Linked DNA regions of Homo sapiens: region 1 is linked to region 2. A link is a loop called in an ENCODE intact Hi-C map of the cell type or tissue named here. Cell type or tissue: lower leg skin. All regions are shown on one strand. Region 1 overlaps PLA2G4E (phospholipase A2 group IVE). Region 2 overlaps GANC (glucosidase alpha, neutral C).

Region 1 (5,000 bases), 310 kb before region 2:
CGGGTGCCTCTAATCCCGGCCACTTGGGAGGCTGAGGCAAGAGAATTGCTTGAACCTGGGAGGCAGAGGTTGCAGTGAGCCGAGATCGCGCCATTGCACTCCAGCCTGGGCAACAGAGTGAGACTCCGTCTAAAAAAACCCAAAAATCACAAGACTAGAATTGCCTTAAATTTTGAAGTGTTTTTCCAGTGAAACGCCGAGTGCCTCTCAGGTCCTTCTGTGCATTTCCCTAGGCCCGCCACACGAGGTAGAGGACAGAGAGAGGAGGGCTGCCAGCCCTGGGCTCTGCCTCTGAGTCGAGGTTTCTGGGGGCCCAGCCTCTTCCCCAGGCTTTTCCTCTCCACAGATGTGTGGGAGCCTGTGGCTATGAGACCACCTTCTCTATAGGGAAGCACTTGAAGAAACTCTAGTGGGTATAAAACCCCAACAGAGCTCCTCTCTCTCTCTTTCTGACTTTCTCAACTTTTTAAAATTTTTTACTTTTCGTTAGAAAGCCCAGGCCAACCTGCTCACACCCATTGCCGGAGAGCAGAGCTGGCTGCGTAGTAACCTGGTCAGCCCTGAGGGGTCCTGCACCTCTGATGGTAGAAGCTGACACAGAACAGGGGAGGCTCCCTGGGGCCTAGGAGGGACACTGGCCCTTCAGGCGCTTCTTCTTCTCCACTGCGAGCCGCAGAGCCTGGAGGAGAGTGTCCTTATTATTCAGGATGTTATACTCTGAGAGTTTCACCAGCTTGTCAAAGGTGGCCTCTGTGTATGTCAGCTCCTTGGTGGCATAGGGAGTTTTGGGACCATAAATGTCCACCTGGCCCTGCTCCAGCTCCTCAGGGCTTCGCTCTACACCTGTGGGCAGCAGGATGACTTGTTATAGACTCTGTCATGTTAGGTTGGAATGACTTGTTTCCACATCTCTCCCCAAGGCCCACCAACCTGCACTCACGGACACACACACCTGCATGAAAACCTGTACACACGCACACCCTCACACACGCACCTGCACACCTGCAAGCTCCTCAGGGCGTGGTGCAGGCTTGCCCATTGGAGGATTGCCCTAGCACCAAGCACAGTACTGGGCACATGGCTGAATGTCAGAAAATGTAGAATGACTGAAAGAATGGGGGATGACACTACCAGCCCATGGGGGTGAGGGAATGGGAGGCGCCCTTCTTTGTGGAAGCCAAGGTTGGCTCAGGCTGGAGCTGAGCCAGGCTTCCCCGTTAGTGCCCTTAGAGACTCTACAGATCTAAAGGCATTCCCGGGCCAAGGGCAGCAGGTGCTGGGAACTGAGCACAGAGGCAGCTCACCTGGTGCCTTGTATTTTCGGAAAGTGTCATTGATGAGTGGGAAGAAAGTCACGATGGGGGCATCGGGTTCCTGGGGGTTCTCCATCAGGTAGCATTCCTTGAGATTTTCATTCTCATCTGGCAGCTCGTATTTGGGGAAGGGGATGTTCTGCACAGTGCAGTACTCACAGGTTTGTTTCAGGGGCTGGAACAGCACAGAGGGCGTGTTTGAGCATTAGGAGGAGTGGGAGTGGAGGAGAAGCACAGAGTTCTTAGCCCCAGCTTCCTGATTTCCCCAGCTAACAACTCAGCTCCCCAACTGCTTTGCCAGTGTATGGTATTTTGAGACTAAAGCCAGGTCAGGACAAAAGGCCCGAGGCAGTAGGTGGATGCACCTCCAGTTGCAAGCTGCTTCCCCAAGTAAAATGGACAAAAGCCCTTTCGTTGGTGTTCGCATCCAAACACAGACTTGGGTGGATGTGGTGGGTAGCCTGGAAGGGCGACTGGAACCAGGCTATACACAGCCAGAGCTGCCCAGGCCCCTGTGGGATGTGCATGGGCTTTGGAGCTGACAGTAGTACAGGGCTAGAAAAGACTCTGCAAGGGCATCTCTAAAAGCATGATGTCGCAGGAAGAGCACTGCCTTAGAGTGTCAGAACCCCCTCAGTTCTGCCCCTCGTTCCTCTGCTCACTAGCTGTGTGATCTTAAGCAAGTCTCTCTGTGTCTTGGTTTCCTCATCCATAACATGAGAAATGATAGCAGTTGTGCCGTCTCCCTCCAAGAGCTGGTGTAAGGGCCAAACAAGATCACACGTAGGAAAGTGCATTGTTACCCATTTACAAACTTAGATTGTTTTCATTGTTGCCCTGTTGGTCTGTGTACACTTCACTTCGCCTGGCTTCAGGGTAGAACTGTATACACATAGAACTTTCCAAAGTAAATTAAAAAAATAAAAACTTCTGGTTCTGACAAGTGCCCTCCTCTCTCGCCAGGCTTCCCTCCCACCTGAGAGCACTTGAGTGTAATTCATGGAGGGTCATATACCCTGGGGGAAGGGAGAGTGTGATCATTTTGAAAATAGGATATTACAAGCTCTTGAATGGAATGGGCTCTACTAAGGTTATTTTTAAAAACTCATTTTTTGTAGCTGAAGAATTGCCCAATATGGCAAATGCTCCAAGGCAAGAGTAAAATTCGAATTTGCTAAGTCAACATGGGCACCATGGTGTGAGAGCCAGCTGGCTGCCCGTGAGTTCTGGGTGTCTGACTTCCCATCATGACTGCTGCTTGGCTTCCTCTGATGCTCTCTGGGGGCTGTCTAGAGCATGCCTCTTCCCAGTTCACAGCGAGTGAGGCCACTGACTGCGGGGCCCATCTTAGGAGAGGCTGCAGCCCATGCTCAGGAGGGAGGCTGCGCACTTGCCTTTGTCTGGGACCCAGCACAGTAGTTGAGGTGGATGATGAGGTCGGCTTTTCGCTCTGGCCTGAGGAGGGGCGGGTAGCTGGAGTTGACAAAGAACGCAGTGTCCAGCAGGCACAGGTGGTTCGCGGACTCGGTCAGCTGGTTTGGGAAACCATCTAGCACTGTGTCTGAAAGCCAAGCCTTCCCGTTACCAACACACCTGGTGCCCTGACAGCCAATGGACAGAGGCACTTGGGGGGACGGAGCGCCCTGTCTGGAGCATCCTTCGCCTCAGCCTGACCAGGACGCCCACTGAGTTCCAGTGCCCTCTGGGTGGCTGAGGAAGAACAGCGTTATCTTGGGCTTTTAGCTAGTCTTTTATGGGATATTGATACTTGTGGGGTATAAGGGGCTTAAGACCACCCCATAAATAGTGTAAACCCTGGGCCCTGAGTCAGCTGTCCCATTGGCCCCAGATGGTGAGGATGAGGCTTAACAGGCCAGGCTGAAGCAGCCATTTGCAGGCCACGGCCAATTAAAATATTAAGAAGGCGAAAGTCAATGCCTTAGGGCCTCAGCAGCAGAGGAGGCGGCACTGAGCTGACGCTGCAGGACCACAGTTTAAGGCCTGGCTCTGCTGCTTACCACTTGGGGGTTCCTGAGCTGGGCCATCCCTGCCCAGTTCCAAGCGGGCACCACTCACATTTTTTTTTTTTTTGAGACAGGGTCTTGCTCTATTGCCCAGGCTGGAGTGCAGTGGCGTGATCATGGCTCATTGCAGCCTTGACCTCCTGGGCTCAAATGATCCTTCTATCTCAGCCCCCAAGTAGCTGGGACTACAGGTGCTCATCACCATGCCCAGCTAATTAAAAACAATTTTTTTTTAAGAGATGGGGTCTCACCATATTGCCCAGGCTGGTCTCAAACTCCTGGACTCAAGAGATTCTCCAGCCTCGGCCTCCCAAAGTGCTGGTGTTACAGGTATGAGCCACTGTGCCTGGCACCACTCACATTAAAGGGCATCCCCAGAACACAACTGCAGAAAGTAAGACCCCCTGTTTCCCCATCTGTAACATGGGGCCAACTTCTACCTGCTAGGACTGTTGTACAGATTCTGTATAGAATGACTGTACAGATGCAGTGAGTTAAGTACCCACACCACTCCCTGCTGCCAGACACATACAGTGTTCAAGACGACACCACCAAATGTGGAAAACACCATGGGGAGAGAGGTGCCTGGCCCAGTGAACATAGCCAGAGAAGTTTTCTTATTCTTTATCCATGGCAGCCTTGACATCCACATCTTCCTCCTCCATATGGAGGCAGGCCTCAAGGAGTAGCCAGGTAGGGTTACCTTTCCACCTAGAGAACTGGCCATTCTGGAGGTAGTTGGTGTGCAGCTGCAGCCCAGACAGGAAGTTGTGAAACTCAGACACGAAGGACCGATGGGTAAGGATTTCTCGGAAAGAATTGGACAGCCATGACCCTGGGATCACTACCGTGGTCTCCAGGATGTTAGCATCACATTTGGGGATTTCAGGCAGGATCGGCTCGTCTTCTGCAGGGGAGGGAGGGATGAAGGGCAGGTCATGAGAGGTGGAGTCCCCAGATTGCCTATGCGAAGCCCCACATGGTTGCCTGGCACCCAGGGGTGAGCACTGTAAAAGCAGCTCATACCTTCCTTGCTGGGCTCTCAAGGTCCTGGCACTGGGGTTAGGAGGATTCAGGTGAGAGACATGGAGTAAGCAGAGAGGTAGTAGAGAGGGAGGGGGAGCGAGACAGCTAAGAAGCGTCCTGGAGAGGACAGGGAGTTTCAAAGAGTGACCTGTGACTGCTATAGACCCTACTCTCCTCACTTCTCCTGGGTGCTGGCAGCCTTGCCTCCAGGCCTTGGCGCTGGTGTCACTCACCTACAGTCACCCTCCCCTCCAGGCAGGGAAGACACTGTAGCCCCAGCTGCCCTCCCACGTCTTAGGCCATAGGTGACGATGCGGAAACATGTGGCAGGGGGCCTCATCCTCGGTTTGTGGTCCACACCCCGCCCCCCATCACCCAGCCATGAGGGAAAGCCGGGGGCCGCCCCCCATCACCCAGCCATGAGGGAAAGCCGGGGGCCGCCCCCCATCACCCAGCCATGAGGGAAAGCCGGGGGCCGCCCCCCATCACCCAGCCATGAGGGAAAGCCGGTGTCACCCATCACCCAGCCATGAGGGAAAGCCGGGGTCACCCACCGATGTCCTGCACTTTCTCCCTTGTCCACCTGTGGAAAAACTCCTCCGAGGTGTGTGACAGGTTCCAGGCATCCAGCAGGTTC
Region 2 (5,000 bases):
ATAGTGATAAGGCAGCCATCTGCAAGCCCAGGAAATAGGCCTCACAAGAAACTCAACTTTCTGACACCTTGATCTTTGACTTCTAGCCTCAAAAATTATGAGAAAATAAATTTCTGTTGTTCAAGCTACCCAGTTTCTGATATTTTCTTATGGCAGCCCTGCCAAACTAATAGAACTAATAATAGACCACAAAATTCTGTGGCAATGTTACTTAAATGACCACTGGTGGTCAACTAAAATAAAGTGGCCCATTGAAAGCAGACCAAGAGGTAGGGCCATACTGCATTCTGATTATCATGCAGAATTCAGAGCTCTGAGGTGGCTTGGCTGCTACAACTTCACTGAAGAGTTTAAAGAAAGAAAACAATAGTCTCAGGGCTTTAAATTCTTAGCTCAAGGTATTGTCAGAAGATTGTTAATTTTCTGTGACAATCCTAAAAGTCCTCATATCTTCTGTAGCTGCAGGTACATATAGCTGAAAATCAGATGCAGAGTTTGATATTGCAGGTCACTGAATTAGTCCATAAGTTAATTTCAGGCATTAACTGGGAAAACGTAGGACTCCTCAAAATTGAATAGCAGGCTGAGTGCAGTGGTTCACACCTGTAATCCCAATACTTTGGGAGGCCAAGGCAGGAGGATTGCTTGAGGTTAAGGGTTGTAGACCAGACTGGACAACAAAGTAAGACTGCATCTCTATAAAAAATTAAAAAACTAACCGGGCATGGTAGCACACACCTGTTGTCCTAGCTACTCAGGAGGCTGTGGTGAAAGGATCACTTGACCCCAGTGGTTTAAGGCTGCAGTGAACTATGATCGCACCACTGCACTCCAGCCTGGGTGATGGAGCAAGACCCTGTCTCTAAAAAAATAAACAATTTTTTTTAAAAATTGAATAACAATATTTGGGAAGAGTTGGGTAATTCTAAATAGTCAAACCTCAAAATTTCACTGGCCCTCCCATTTCAGCAGAAGCAACCCCTCCTATAAAGGCAGGTGAAGCTGATCCTGCCTTGCTTGGATACCCTGTATTGACCTCACCTAAAATATACATGCACGGGGATTCCAATTCTCCTGTGCCCGACCCCTACCACCCTTCACTGCCTCCAGACCCATCATCAGAGTCAGATCCCAACATGCCCAGAGAGCCAATTACAGTCAAACCCGGGGGAGAAGGCTTGCATGCCTGAAAAATTATAAGACTATATAATGCAAAAAAAACCTGGGAAATATGAATGGAAATGGTTTCTGAGGAATTCCTAGACCAGAAAGAAGGAACTTAATTGTAGATCAGGCTAAATTTATTGACTCAGGTACACATACCAGATAATGTAGATTTGATATGCTAGCTTGGGCAACTGAGAATGGCTCTAATTGATGGCATAGTTGGTTAATTATAATCTGAACTCAGCTATGGATTCTTCTGAATGAAGCTGAGATATCAGGAATTCCTTGGCATGGTGTAGAGGAAATGATCCACAGACTTAGAGAGATAAAGATGTTGAAGTGGATTTGTTTCATGCAACCAGCTCATCTAGCCCCTCTGGATTCTGTTCCCCACGAGAATCCAGAACATACCCCCTTCACTGAGAAACTGATGAGGGAGCACTTGGAAAGCATTGTAGTGAACATCTTCCTTTTGTGGGCTGGAGATAATGGTGGGAAATGATGCCGTTAAAATGGTCTCCCTGATTTCAGTGGAGATAATGAGACTCCAGGTAGCAGAGGCAGAGTAGAAACATTTAATTGTCAGAGACAAGGTGAACATAATTCCATTATGTGTGGTAGGACCCATGTAGTACTCAAAATGGTTTAACGCTTGGGGCAGTAAGCAATTTATGGTGGGGTGCATTAGACTGACATATATGAACTACAGTCCTACTTAATGGAATCATCAAAAGAACTCTGTCTGGGTTCAATGGATAGTGAGAGACAGCCTCTCAGCTGTCTCCAGAGTTAATTTCCAGATCCTAAGCATCTTGCTTGAAGAGAAGGCATAGAATCCATGGAGGACTGAAAAGACATCATAAGAACATAAACTGTCTCTTTTTACCTTCCTGAAAGAGTCCTGTGAACATTTACTGGGGACACTGTGCACTGGAGAAAGGGAAATATCTAGCTTTGAGGGATTTTAAGTGCTGTGTCTGAGCTTACATAATTCTTGTGGATCTAAAACATCCTAACAATGTACCTGTGAAATTGGAGGCTGGTGGGAATCAGGCAATAAATAGGTAAATAAAAATTTGACCTGGTTCCATCTCACTGTGGAGAGATGGACCCAATCTGTGTTATTTCCTCAGTTTCTGAGTATGTGTTTGGAATGAGAAAGAAAAACAATAGTTAGATTTTACACACCAAAATCTAGAAAGTTACTAGACCTTCCAGACCAAGGTGATGATGATGACAACGATGATAGCTAACATTTACTGTGTGTTTTTTTTTTTAATGTGTCTGGCACTGTGTCAAGAGCTTTACACATGTGATCTCATTTAATTCTCTCCAAAAACTTTGTTGTTGCTTTTGTTATTTTCACTTTACAGATAAGGAAACCAAGACCTAGAAAAGTTGGATAACTTTGTTATCCGAAGTTATAACGTATATGATAGAGTTATGCTCAATTTAAGCTCTTTGGCATCAAAGCCAATGCTCTCATTAACTTTTCTCTGTTGCCTTATCTATGGCTATGTCACATGAATATTGATTTACTAATTAATTACTTGGAAGTACAAATCACATAGGGCCATGTAAACCTATAGCAGCTTGTTTCTCTCTTCCTGTTTTGTTTTCTAGGCTGATTTCATGCTCTGGGGACACAGGCAGTCTGATATTGGCAGATGGAAAAGGAGACCTGAAGTGCCATATCACAGCAAACCCATTCAAGGTAGACTTGGTGTCTGAAGAAGAGGTTGTGATTAGCATAAATTCCCTGGGCCAATTATACTTTGAGCATCTACAGATTCTTCACAAACAAAGGTATTCTTATGCATTACTTGACACATAAAGACCTTAACATAACCTGGTTAATGAATATCAGTTGCCTAAATAGATAACATAGCACCATAGAAAATTGGTTTGCCTTATTTGCTCTAGTATTGTTCTGAGAAATTTTACCTTTTCACCTGTGAAGGTGAATACAAGCTTTATGACAAAAATAATTCCCAAACTTTTGTAAATGTTACACTCTTAACATGTCCTGTGTGTAACTGATGGCATTCTCTACCCTGCACACCCTTCTATAAAAGCACTCTGTTGACCTGACAAATGTTAATGTGAACTAGCATACCTTCGTAATTTCACTTCACTCCCTTGCAATAACACAAATTACCCTAGACTTGAATAGTTGTCCAGGAATTTTCTGGGACCATCTGCTTGATCAAAGCTGTTTATGTGGGGTGCTCACATGAATTAGGAGGTGGTGGTAAGGAGGAGATTCTTATTCCATTCTTACGAACACTGTTTTTAAATCTTTTAGTCTATAGTTCTTTCTATTTTTATCATGATAATAAACGTATTATATGATCTGCAGAAAGCATTCAACATTCATTATTCCAACATAGTCATTTTTCTGAGTTTCAACTCATTTCTGTTTTAAAATTTTGATACTAAAAATATCTCATTTTCTCATCTCAGAACTAATACTTGTTCATCATAGGCAGATTAGAAAATATTGAAAAGAAGAAAATTTAAAATCCCCATAATCTCTCCACCTACTCTCTTAGTGCCTTATGAATAGTCAAGTACTTGTTTAACTGAAAAATACTAATAATAGCAGAACAAATATCTGTGTACCCACTACTCATGTTCTTTATATGTAAAGCCTTTTTTCTAGCCAGGCACAGTGGCTCACACCTGTAATCATAACACTTTTGCCGAGGTGGCAAATCAGTTGAGCCCAGGAATTTGAAGCCAGCCTGGGCAACATGGTGAAACCCTGTCCTACAAAAAAATACAAAAAAATTAGCTGAGTTTAATAGCACATGCCTGTAGTCCCAGTTACTTGGGAGGCTGAGGTAGGAGGATCACTTGAGCCCAGGAGGTCAAGACTGCAGTGAGCTGCGACTGTGGCACTGCACTCCAGCCTGGGCAACAGAGCGAGATTCTGTCTCAAAACAAACAAACAAAAAACGCTTTTTTTTCTTTTGTAAACCCCGATGATTTTGTTCTGTTTTCTTTTAAACATTGTTTTCTTTCCTATCTAAGTTGATCCTTTTACTTACTTATGTAGAAGAGGCACATGGTACAAAGGAGTATATATTAATACACATTTCTATGTAATAATAGTAAAGAATCTCCTTCCCCCTGTGTCCTCTAGCTGCCCACTTTCCATCGTTGAAAGTAATGTGTTCTGGTCGGGTGTGGTGGCTCATGCCTGTAACCCCAGCACTTTGGGAGGCCGAGGCAGGTGGATCACCTGAGGTCAGGAGTTCGAGACCAGCCTGGCCAACATGGTGAAACCCTGTCTCTAGTAAAAATACAAAAATTTAGCCAGGTATAGTGGCACATGCCTGTAGTCCCAGCTACTCAAGAGGCTGAGGCAGAAGAATCTCTTGAACCCAGGAGGTGGAGGTTGCAGTGAGCTGAGATCATACCATTGCACTCCAGCCTGGGCAGCAGAGCAAGACTCTGTCTCAAAAAAAAAAAAAAAAAAAGTAATGTGTTTCCAGTTTTTTGTGTATCCTTTCAGAAACAATTTATGTATACACATTTTATATATATTCTTTGACTTTTCCTTTCCTGACACAAATGGCGCCACCTTTACACATTATTCTACACCTTGCTTTTTTCTGTTAACAATGTGATAATTCTTAATTTCTTTAAAGCAGCTACATAATTTCTGTTGTATGGCTTTACCATGATTCACTGAGTAAATTCTCTATTGAGGGATTTAAAGTTGTTTCTAATCTTGTTTTACAACTAGTTAGTTTACTAATAACCTTGAATATGTGTCATTGTGCATATATACAAGTATATTTATAGTATAGAGTCATAAAAGGATAGTT

What was found. A loop is a pair of places that touch in the nucleus more often than their neighbours do. Peaks named below come from ENCODE experiments on the same cell type or tissue, not always from the same donor. Only the 100,000 strongest peaks of a DNase experiment are listed, where the experiment ranks them.
Region 1: it touches region 2 in a loop (13-fold over the local background); 1 of 110 quality-filtered maps calls a loop at or near these places.

Annotation. Positions count from the first base shown.
Region 1 is chr15:41,983,132-41,988,131 of GRCh38, forward strand. It overlaps PLA2G4E (phospholipase A2 group IVE), which reads right to left. Exons shown (of 20, transcript NM_001395548.1): 16 at 4,918-5,000; 17 at 4,041-4,244; 18 at 2,708-2,874; 19 at 1,305-1,488; 20 at 1-843. The coding sequence ends at 623. All of the region lies in intron 3 of PLA2G4E-AS1 (PLA2G4E antisense RNA 1), which reads left to right. Among named protein-coding and RNA genes, the nearest start is that of PLA2G4E-AS1, 13 kb to the left of the region's middle. In lower leg skin, no CTCF peak of the experiment used is centred here; DNase peaks (open chromatin) are centred at 670 and 2,800.
Region 2 is chr15:42,289,945-42,294,944 of GRCh38, forward strand. GANC (glucosidase alpha, neutral C) reads left to right here. Exons shown (of 24, transcript NM_198141.3): 5 at 2,791-2,973. Among named protein-coding and RNA genes, the nearest start is that of TMEM87A, 19 kb to the left of the region's middle. In lower leg skin, no CTCF peak of the experiment used is centred here; no DNase peak of the experiment used is centred here.